2 separate regions of the Mus musculus genome follow, and region 2 is linked to region 1. The links are chromatin contacts, found by POLR2A ChIA-PET in ENCODE. All regions are on one chromosome and are shown on one strand. The core of a region is the stretch at or near the end of the contact, and the rest is flanking DNA. Distances in the headings are between cores, read along the strand shown. Region 1 holds the start of Msantd2 (Myb/SANT-like DNA-binding domain containing 2). Region 2 holds the start of Tbrg1 (transforming growth factor beta regulated gene 1).

Region 1 (5,894 bases), core at 1,489-3,988:
CATGATGATCCTGGACCAAGACTCACCCTCTGAAACTGTAAACAAGCCTGCAATTAAATGCTGTCTTTTAATACATTGCCTTGGTCATGGTATCTCTTCAAAGCAATAGTAAACTAAAATACCTAGCTTCCCTAAGCTATAAGCTGTTAGTCAAACAAACCCTTTCCTCTACACTGGTTTTGGTCAGTGTTTTATCACAGCAACAAAAAGTTAAAAAAAAAAAAAAATACCTTCCAAAACTCTTTCTCTACTTTCTCAGATGAACAAAGCATTTATTCAGTGCCTACTGAATGCTGGTTTGTGGAGGGACCAGACTAGAACTTGTCCTTAATTCTGGAGGAAAATATCAACATTAACAGAGTCTGAGTTTCTTGATCAAAAGCAAACATTTGTCATCCCTCCTTGTCTGTTAACTGCTACGGTATCAGAGAACCCAGCATCATCTCATAATCCCAAAAGACTAAAAGTTGGAGGTCAACTTGATCTTACCTGTCTGAAAACAGGTAAACTGATCCTCTAAATTCTTCAGAGGCTCAATCTCCTTTCTTTGCTTTAGATTTCCTTCTCATAACTGGACAATGAAGCATTCCAACTAGATATCCCCTGGTTGTTTGAGAAACAATTTTATGGAGAGATTTACATTCAGCAAGGTTTTGATAGTACACCTTGAAAATCCTATGAATAAAAATCAAGAAAACAGGCATAATTTACAAATGCCTAAGACACTCTCAGAACTCCAGAAAAGTTTGTGGGTGGATGCTACACAGGGCAGCTCAAAGAAACTGCCCCAAATTTAACATGAACGACCCTGAATAAAGCAATGAATGAAATCCAAACAACATATTATCTAGTACATATTATCTCAATGACATTCTTGTTTAACAAAGGAGCTCAATAAGAATCCTCAAATGAACATAATCAAATAATCTAACTTTGCTTTCTAATGGGTGTAAAATTAATCTAACAGTTAACAATGAAACCGCTGTTTCTGGAACAAATTTTCTAAGTAACAACGTCTCCAAATGAACATCTGTGGAGCCAAGGCCTCATGAACTATGGCACAATCCCCCCCACCCCCCATTCAGTGTGATTACCCTTACTTAAACAACTATTCTTACTGAGTTTTATGGTTGTTTGCTAATGTGATATTCTCAGTTGTGACTCTTTTTCGTCCCCAGAAAAAGTAGCCTTCACTATGAGAAGTGAACACTAGGTAAACACAATGTAATGTTTTCAATGAAAACTGGGAGAAACTCTGAGCAGACACTAGTAAGAGGGAAGAGCTTAACTAAAGTACAGCTCCTTGTCTGCAAAGGCAGATACGAAGGCCTAGACAACGCATTAGAAACAGTAAACCGATATGCAGGCTGATGGTAAAATTAACCCACATTAAGCCTCCACATTTAAACATGCTGATGCATAAGGATGGCCAGATGCATACTCGGTTTTACTTGTCCGCATCCGGGCACCCTAACTAAAGCAGAAAAAACCTGGGTGACAAGAGAGGGCTTCCTCAGAATTAGAAGCCTCCTGACTCTCAAGGCAACCTGACTCTGAAAAGATCGCCAGTCCAAATTCCAAAAGAACCTTCAAGCAGACTAACGTTCAAGGTGTCCTCTACTGTCCTCTACCTCCACGATAACAATACACGACCTTTCTTTCACTAAGCCTTTCCAGCTCTCCAAAAGCACCTCAAATCTTGCTAGTCCTTGTATCACCTCAACTGACAAGCAAAGCGACTGACACAAAAGGCCAGCCGTCCCAATGCTCTATTCTTGAAACTTCAGCAAAGGAAAAAAATCTTACACTGGGCGCTCATCCGGCCCTCTGCTACCCTTCCTCAATTCCATCCCAGCTGGAAAGCTTCAGTCTGGGAGCCCCTCTATCTGGGAACAAAGCAGTGCGGGCGACAGCACCCGCGACAGTTGCGGGCCCCGCGCACAATGAGAGAAACTACCAACTTCAGAGCGCAGGAACATCCTCAATTGGCAAGAAAGAGGGGCGGCGGCAGACACGCCCAACTTCAAACTCAGGAAACCTACGGGCTGGCGGCCATCTGGAAAGAAGCGCCCCTTCCCAGGGAGAGAAGAAAGAGGCGGAGCAGACACAAGGGATACCCGGGGCCCGGGAGGGGAGCCCCGCGCTCGGCCCGGCCCCCGCCCCCAGGCCCGTTTCCCCGCCTTCTCTGCCTCTGGTTCGCAGCCCCGGGCAGAGCGGCCGGTTACCTTGATGCGCTCCCGGCACTGGGACGGGGTCCGCTCGTAGCCCAGCTCGGCCAGGGCCCGGGACACGCGCTCGTACATGGCCGGCCCAGGGGCCTTGCTGCCGAATACCGTGCCGGCTCCCTCCAGCTGCTGGTACCGCGCCTCCACCAGCCGCTCGTTGCCCCATACAGCGATGAGCGCGTTCGTCTCTGCCGGCGTCCACGACATACCCCGGCAGGCGGCGGCAGCGGCCGCCGCAGCCCCGCCACTGCCGCCGCCGGGCGAGAAGGAGACCGAGGACGAGGCAGCGCCGCGGCCCCCCAGCCCCAGCCCGAGACCCCCGGACGCCGCGGCCCCCGAGCCCGCCGCGCTGCCGGGCCCGAGAGGGGAGGCTCCCCGAGGCGTGGAAGGGTCGGACAGCGATGGGTTCCCGTCGCTCAGGTCGCCGGGAGACGCCGGGGAAAGCACCTCCATCTTCGGAATTTTGAGCGGCGAGTTGGCGGGCAGCTCCGAGCCACAGGGCGCAGCCATCTTCCAAGCCGCCGCCGCTGCACCGCCCGGAAGTGACGCACCCCTGCATCCGGCCACCGGGGTCTCCGGGGCTGCCCTGGGGCCTGGCTCGGGGCTGAGTGGCTCGCCGCGGTCAGAGGGCCCGGAGGATGTGTCTGGCTGGCCCAAGCAGCCCGCAAATCTTCGCCTTTCCCCTCCAGCCAGCTGGTGCCGGCCGCTCCTCTCCCGGGAGGAGAAGCTGGGACCCGGCGCACCCAAGCTCCGAGCAGAGAAGGGTGGGGGCATGAGGGCGCGGGAGTGAAGGACTGGTTGGAGCCTCCCCACTTCCTTTCCAATCTCAACCCTCACAACAGGGGTGAGGCCCGCGAGGGCCTCGAATTAAGGACGAATTGGCTATTTCTGTTTTCCTGTCTCCGCCCCTGAGCCTATCCTCCCTCTAAGCCCGCCTTTAGGTACGGGAACCGAGGTCCAGACTGGAGACTAGGAAACCCTACAAAGGGTATGTGGAGGAAGGCAAAGCGGGAAGGCTGCTTGCAGTGGTTCTGGACAAGACTTTCGAGAACAGATATGAGTTAGAGTTTGCACGCTTTAGCTTTTCAAGAAACTCAGCCTCTATAGCAACTCTGATTGCACTCACGTGTTCTGCTAGGCAAACACCCTGTCACTGAGCCACACCCACAAGCTTCGTTTCGTTTGTTTTCTTGTTCCTCTGAGTAACTGTGTAGCCAATGATAAAGTAAATGTCTTTCTTGCTTTTATACAGTATCTATAATGGGGACATGAAAGAGCTCCAGAGCCCAGCAGAATAGCTACTCCGGTACCTCAGTCCACTGGGATTTGGGACTGGTTTAAAATTTCCCAGTCAAGTTCAAGGAAATGAAACTGTTCCTGTGACCTAGTAGTAAATTAGCACTCATCACTCACTCCTGAATATTTCCGTAAAGTCTTGAACATTGAAGTATCATATAGCTATAAGATATAACCTTGTTTGTGTGGTATTATTTTGGTTTTTGACACAAGGTTTTTCTGTGTTATCCTGGCTGTCCTGGAACTAAGTCTATAGACCAGGCTGGCCTCAAACTCCGCCTGCCGCCTCTGCCTCTGGAATGTTGGGATTAAAGGCCTGAGCTGCCACCACCACCTAGTCAATTTCCATATTCTTTAAAGCTGGAAATCCTGTTTATCTCAGATCATTAACTTTAAAACCTCAGTAGTGGCAGAAAGATGCCTCAACCAGTACAGGTATTTGCTGCCAAGCCCGCCCAATGACTGAAGACAACCTGCTCTCATGACTTGTTCTTTGACCGTCATACATGGGACATGCCACCCATATCCCCACACTTACACACAAAATTAAACTTCATTTTAAAATGTGTTCGTTTAGTTTTATGTGTATAAACGTTTGCCTATGTGTGTATGTGTGAAGGGGCCTGATGTTGGTAACGGTCAGCAAAAGGCATCAGATCCCTTAGAACTGGAATTACAAGACTTGCAAGCCATCTGCAGGTTCTGAGTCCCTTGTAAGAGTAACTAATGAGTAATCTCTCCAGGCCCCACGCAAGATAATTTAAAAAAAAGGGGGGGGGGGTGTTTGTTTGTTTGTTGGTTGGTTTTGGTTTGTTTTGTTTTGTTTGTTTTTTGTTTTTTCGAGACAGGGTTTCTCTGTTATAGCCCTGGCTGTCCTGGCACTCACTTTGTAGACCAGGCTGGCCTAGAACTCAGAAATCCGCCTGCCTCTGTTTTTTGTTTTTAAAGCAGACTGTAACTGAGGCAGCTGACCAATGATATTATGAATAAATTATGCAGTCTCTCTCGGTCACTCAGTGTTTTTCTAACTAACAAATATATGTTATGGTTTTGCAAGGAAAAGAAAAAGCTGAAGTCAGCCAGTTATAGAATAATGGTGGTCATTGTTGAAAAGCCAAAGGATTATGCTTTAAGTAATAAAATCAGGCATAACTATCTTCATCTGTCATAGTAAAATGCCATCATAGCATGCTTTAACCCCAGCACTCAGGAGGCAGAAGCAGATAGAGTTCTGTGACCACCCTAGTCTTACATGAGTTCCAGGCCAGCACTACAAAGTGAGACCACTGTATTTTGTTAAGTTTGCTGTATAAAGAAGTCTTAAGAACCGTTACGGAATTTATTTATTTGGACAAGTCCTACTATGGTCAAAGATGTCCTTGAACCCCTGATCTGCCTGGCTCTGCCTTTCATGTACTAGTGGTTCCCCCTTATCTAAAAGCAAGACCTTGCAGTCATCTTGGGTAAGGTTAAGGATTCTGAAGTCTGAATGCCTGGCTTCAAATTCCACTTCTGTGTCCTGCAACAATTTCTTCATCTAAGAAGTGAGACAGATCTCACAGCATTATTTAAGAGTTAAATGGGTAAATACAGGAAGAACCTGAAAATAGTGGACAGTTCACAGTAAACACTGCATGAGGCCCAGATTTTTGTTTTTGTTTTTGTTTTGTTTTTTTTGTTTTTTTCGAGACAGGGTTTCTCTGTATAGCCCTGGCTGTCCTGGAACTCACTTTGTAGACCAGGCTGGCCTCGAACTCAGAAATCCACCAGCCTCTGCCTCCTGAGTGCTGGGATTAAAGGCGTGTGCCACCACGCCCGGCTCAGATTTTTGTTTTTAATATAAAGTACTGAGCATACACGAAAGGGAGAGTCTTTTTTTTTTTTTTTTTTTTTTGAGTATCACAAAAGTTTATTTAGTAAGAAGTTCCATATGAAAATGTACGCGACCTAATTCTACATCACAATCAAACAGGCCTTTGGGGAGGGATGTGGACACACTGCTTGCTGAACACTGGTCAGACTCTTTCCAAGGCTTCTAACTTGATAATGCTGTTTCCTCAGATGACCACCATGCCGATGTTGTTCTGCTGCCCACTGGTTGCCATCTCCACACAAGAGTCATTCTTAAATCATGTACAAAATGAGAAATTCCAAAGGGCTTTTTTTTTTTTTTTTTTTTGGGTTTTTCAAGACAGGGTTTCTCTGTATAGCCCTGGCTGTCCTGGAGCTCACTTTGTAGACCAGGCTGGCCTCGAACTCAGAAATCCGCCTGCCTCTGCCTCCCAAGTGCTGGGATTAAAGGCGCACCACCACGCCCAGCTGGTTTTTGGTTTTTTGAGACAGGGTTTCTCTGTGCAGTCCTGGCTGTCCTGG
Region 2 (5,894 bases), core at 1,456-3,955, 170 kb before region 1:
TTCATATAGGTAATAGAAAAGTCAGGTTGCTTCTGACAAATTCATGTCAATTGCCATAAAGCAAGCCAAGAGCTTATAGATGTTCACAGATGACATTAATAAAAGTTTCATGTCACTAATAAAAGTTCCATTGTTCAGTGAGTACAGAAGCGCTTTCATGATCTAGACACTACACAATACTTCAGTCTCTCCTCTTGTTTCCTCGTTACGTAAAAGATAGACGTGAGCAATCAAGTGAGGAGAAAGGAGTCCTAGAAGATACCCCAAGCCCTGTTCCTATTTGTACAACTTAACAAACTACTTTAAAGCTCTGTCCCCAGCTTTGGGTTTTAAAATCATTAGAATGGCTGGAAAAAAAAAAAAAACGAAGAAGAATGGCTGCACCACCGCTCTATCTTTGTAGCTGTACTTCCTGACTACCATAATGTGTCTTTGCAGTTAGAAGCTACAGATAAGTAGTTCCTGCTATTTCAAAAACAAAGACACCAGAGCACTTTGCCCCACATGTACACTAGCAAAGGATCGCTGTCATCAAAAGATCTGTTTTGTTATAATAACATTTACATTGTGGTTCTGATAACACACCACCTCTCCCATCACGTCCTTCTCCTTTCCGTCCTCCTTCACCTTCACTTCTGCCCAGCTCTCTAATCCAGACCTGTCATGGATCTTCCTAGAGGATCATGGGAAGAAATACCATGAAAAGGAAATCTGATCCACCATGATTTGGGAGAAAAAAGTAAAATAAAAATAATGCTTATGAAAAAGTCATAACTTTTAAAGATGATAGCAAAAAGAAACATTGTATTCAGTATTGTCTAACTTCTGTGAAAAATCAAAACATATACTAAAATATTAATAGTAGTTCATCCAAAGAGGCAGTATTATGGGTGTCTTGGTGGTTTGGGATAGGGGGAGTTATTATTGTGTTGTTGTTGTTGTTGTTGTTGTTATTTTTTTCAAACCTTTGTTATGTGTCTACATGGATGACAGGTGTGTACACATGTGAGTGCAAGTGCCCATGTCAGATCCCCTAAAGCTGGAATTACAAATAGCTGTGCGCTACAGGATGTGGTTTCTTGAAACTGAACTTGGGGCCTCTGTTACTCATTCATTCATTCATTCATCCATCCATCCATTCATCCACCACTCATTTTGGAATGCTAGAAATCAAACCCAGAGCTCTTCACCTATAATATAAGTGCTTTGCCACTGAGTTAGATCACAGCCCATGGATTTTAAAAAAAATTCCCCAAGCTGGACATGGTTGTCTATGGCTATAGTCCCAGAATTTGGGAGATAGAAACAGGAGGGTCAGGAGTTCAGGGTCATCTTTCCCTACACAGAGAGTTTGGCACTGTTAAGAACCCAGTCTATCAAAGCCAACAAATAAACAATACCTTCTTTTTTGTCAAATTTGCAAGAAAATTGCCTTAATTGTAAAAGAAAAAGTCTCAAGTGAAAAAAAAAAATAATAATAAACATGTTTGGGACTATTCCACTGAAGTCTACTGGCCAAAAGAGCTTTCAACTAAAGCAGAGGCTGGGACTTTCCTCCTCATAGACACAACACACGAAGAAGATGAATAATACAAAAAGTCAGATAGATGTCAAAGTCTATGAGAACAAAATGCAGCTAAACAGCAAATCAGGCAGTTAAAACTAACGCTTTATTAAGAATAAAGTCAATTTCGATTACTATGAGTGCTTTCAGATTCCAAGCTAGAATTCCAGTATATATTTTCAAAGCAGTGTATTTTATAAGTTGTCACAATTCTGATGGCTTTTAAAACCAACTAAATCCACAGGAGCACCTTAGGTATTTGTGAAGGCAAATGGTACCCTGGAGTTGCATTATTAAGACCCAACCAAGTTCAAAAAAAGCAGCTTGTTACATGGGCAGTCATAGAAGAGTATCTACACGCTTTTTCTCTTGGGTTGCAGTTTGTCAAAACTGCAATGGTTTTTACAGTTTTCAGAGATTAAATACTTGGATCACTTACTGAATTCTAAGTTGTCTTTATCAGTATTAGGTTTTTCTCTAGTAATTCAGTGAGCGCGTTAATTATGTAACATACTTCTTGGCTTCCATGTACAACCGTAAACGTCTAGATTTGGAGAATTTAACAATAATTATCTTTTATATGAGTACACTAGTTTGGAAATCCACCCCATCTCATTTCTTACTTTGAGAGGGAGAAAACAAACAACAAAAACAAAATGTGAAAAAGAGGCTCAGTCAATTGGTTTGACACTACTGAAAGAAAAAAACGATAGGAAGTATGTGTACTTGAAACGCTCCTGGTTTCATTTTAAAACCACTGAAAGCCGACCTTGTGCTACTTAACATTTTATTAAAACAGTTTGCTAACTAGATACCAAGCTTTGGGGCAATCAAGGTCTTGTTTTACTATCCCCGAAGTTCACAGCCTAAGAAACACTTGTGCGATCAGCACATATGGGAAACTGAGTTCCCCGCATTAGTATTTAAGTCTGCTAAAACCCCAGGAAGGCCTGCTGCTCAGAGCAACCTGGGAAAGCAGATGTGGACGTGCATTCCCTGAGGGCACCTGCCTGAGCGTCTGCATCAGGACTTTAAACTCTTCCCTACTTCGCTGGCTATCAGCCGGGTAGGACCGGTTCTTTCCAGCTCCAGCTCCTTGCAACCCTGAGCCACACCCGTCCTCCCAGCCCACCGCTAGGTCCGAACCACCGCAACTTCCAAACCCGGAAGTTACACGTGGCGGTGCTTTTGCGCAACTTCCGGCGGGTCTTCCTTGGGAAATCGACTGGGAAGTGCCGAGGATCGCCATCTGTTTCTGCCTGCGCTCCATCCCCTCCGCGCCCCGGAGCTCCAGAACCCGGTCTGATCATGAGCGTGTTGAGCGGCCTGGCCTCCGAGCCGCGCACCCCGCTGTCCAGCAAGGCCAGGATGAAAAGGCTCCCGAGGAAGAGCCAGAACGAGAAGTACCGGCTGAAGTACCTGCGGCTGCGCAGAGCAGCTAAGGCCACGGTGTTTGTGAGTCTGGGTTTGGGTGGGGACTGTCTTCCCCACCTCAACTCTCTCAGAGAAAGAATATCCGTCCAGTGTTAGTTGCCTCGCTTGGGAATATTAGTTCCATATCCTTGCATAAGTTATTCCTCTAGTCCTGTCAACTCCTCTATAAATGAGGACTGAAGAGTGCTCCGCCAGCAAACTTTAGTCATTACCTTCTTGCTACTTTTCGTTTCGAGCCTAAGGAGTGTCTTTTAAGGCGAGCACACTGAAATGAAGCCCAGAGGGATGACGTGCCCTAACTCCAACTTGGATACCCTGATTCCAGTTTATTATTTACTCTACACAGCCTGTTTCCTAAGTACACCCAACCCTAACGCCATGGCTGCCGCTTTCGTAAACAGGCACCTAAATCTTTCAAAATTGTCCTGGTTGTAGCTCCCTTTGACGAGGCTTCTAGGTGTTTCTGCCTTCCCTCCATCCGAAACTGAAAGTGGAACTCAACATCAGGAAACAGGCTACCTCCTCCTGCTGAGGTGTATAGACACTTCCTGCTTTAATTGTAGGGATTTAGGATTTGATGAGTAAACTTCTTTACCAGCCAAGAAGTATTAGGGTCTAATAAATCTGATAACAGTCTAATAAATAGACTATTCTAGCTTAGCCAGTCACCTCAGTGCTTGCTTGGTAATAGGTATACGGTCCATATACCCTCACATCTGAACCTGCAGTTTAACACTTCTTTCTACAAGGTCTTTGTAGACGTATCGGGAAAAGTTTTGACTTTCAATTTGTTGTTGCTAAAACATTTAACGCTTGTATATGTGTCGAGGGAAATATGAGTAAATCAGGAAGTCAACACCTTATACTCACTGTTCTCTCTTGTCACATGATGTCAGAGCCTGCCTAATGCTTACAAGTCGACATTTAAAGATAGTGTTGGTTTCGTTAAGTATACAAAGATCTTATGAAACCAAAGGGTCTCCGTGTACTTAAACCAACTGATGCCTTGAACACCAATTTGAGGCTCCACCTGTGAAACACCCAAATAGGCATTTCCTTCAAAACTGGTTTCAAGACAGACTGAGCCATCAGTAAAGAATGATGGTACTTGGGTATATGCAAATAGATGATTAATTAAGAATTTTACATGCAAAACTTTTCATCCTTTTCTCTTCTCTCCCCTCCCCTCCTCCCCTCCCCTCCCCTCCCCCTCCCTCCCTCCCTCCCTCTCTCTCTCTCTCTCTCTCTCTCTCTCTCTCTCTCTCTCTCTCTCTCCCTGTAATTGTTCTGTAAGATACAGTGGGTCAGATTGTCTTTGCAAGGTCAAAGCTGTAAGCATAGAGAGTCTTTAGAATTCTGTAGTGGAGAACAAAAAAGAATTTTGTAGGGGGTCTAAATTAAGTCCAAGTCCTATATCCTTTCTCTGCCAAAGGCCACACTAATTGGAGTGGCCACACCCATTGATTTGCCCAAAGAGTGCAAGCCCTGGTGTACCATCTTGTTCTGGCATGAGCATTAAGAATGTCCCTCTTCATCCAAAGGTGTCCATGCAATTACCCTCCCTGTAATAGAACCCAAACACTTGGCCCTGCAGATTTTTTTTTAAAAGAAGTTTCTTTCTTTTTATTCTTATTACTGTGTGTGTGCCGCCGAGCACGCATAGAAGTTATCAGGTAACTGTCATTCATTCCTCTCCTTCCACTGTGGGTTCTGGGGCTCCGATTCGGTGCCTTTCCCCGCTGAGCCAGCTGTACAGACTCTGTATTTATTAACAGCATGCGCAGAGTAGAACCACACTTCTCTTACACACTGCAGCACAGAGGGCTCTTTCAATCTGAGATATAGATCTTGTCACCAGAAAGGAGCCTCAAGTTTTAAGTTCATTTTATGTGATTATAGTCCTTTTTTTTTTTTTCTTCCTTAAAGGAAAATGCTTCCATCTGTGATGAAATTGCTCGTCTTGAGGAAAAATTTCTTAAAGCAAAGGAAGAAAGAAGGTGAGCCAGCTTCATTTTGCTGTTGCTGTGATTATCATTGTCATCATTATTACTGGTGCTGTGGATTGATATTATTATGGTGGCTGATTTTTTTTTTCCCTCTCCTCTGGATTCCTGCACATCGCAAAGCCCCTTGACCACTTGAGGCAATACAGAGGAATTCTAAACCTGTGTGCTATATCCCACCCAAATAACTTCCCAATTATGAAAACCAAGGGATGATTTAAAAAAAAAAAAAAAACCACTGTTTCTCATTCTACTAATATTGGCTTTGTTTTTCCCTATGCAAATTACAGTGGGTATATGGATACCTCTGATTCTATTCGTATGAATATTCTCCAGACACCTCAGGCCTTCCACCCTAAAGGTAGAAGATCCCTGCAGGGACAAGAGAAGTTCCAGCCAATATCTTGATTTCTTCAAGTATTGATTATCCTGCAGGGCTTCATGGCCTCTGTCTCCAATAAGAGCCTTATTGTGTGATAATCTTTGTATTTAGTCTGTAATTCCCACTGCTTAAGCGAAACGTTGAATTGAGAGAAAAGCCAGAGTTCATGCCTGTCCTCCCATCCCTCTCCACCTCAGATACTTGCTGAAGAAGCTCCTCCAGATACATGCTCTAACTGAAGGGGAGCCACAGGCCGCTGCTCCTTCCCACAGCTCCAGTTTGCCCCTGCCTTATGGTGTCACCAGCTCTGTGGGAACTATGCAGGGAGCCGGGCCCAGCACTGGGGCCGAGGAACCATTTGCGAAGAAATCCAAGAAGGAGAAGAAAGAAAAGGGCAAGGAGAACAGCAAACTGGAAGGTATTTTAAGAAGATAGTGTAGCAGTGGCCTCGGAGGCTCTACTGATAGCAAAGGCCTGGTAGAACTAACTGGTTCTGACTGAGTAACAAGTA

Evidence for each region. ChIA-PET counts read pairs that join two places held with the same protein, here RNA polymerase II (POLR2A).
Region 2: POLR2A ChIA-PET joins it to region 1 with 11 read pairs in Patski. The contact joins the promoter of Tbrg1 here to the promoter of Msantd2 in region 1. POLR2A ChIA-PET finds 5 or more read pairs at or near these places in 4 of 5 experiments (Patski and embryonic stem cell).

Annotation. Positions count from the first base shown.
Region 1 is chr9:37,486,165-37,492,058 of GRCm38, reverse strand. Msantd2 (Myb/SANT-like DNA-binding domain containing 2) reads right to left here and starts at 2,738. Exons shown (of 4, transcript NM_146222.2): 1 at 2,226-2,738. The coding sequence starts at 2,735.
Region 2 is chr9:37,654,123-37,660,016 of GRCm38, reverse strand. Tbrg1 (transforming growth factor beta regulated gene 1) reads left to right here and starts at 2,705. Exons shown (of 9, transcript NM_025289.3): 1 at 2,705-3,019; 2 at 4,925-4,995; 3 at 5,581-5,801. The coding sequence starts at 2,873. It overlaps Panx3 (pannexin 3), which reads left to right. Exons shown (of 4, transcript NM_172454.2): 4 at 1-115.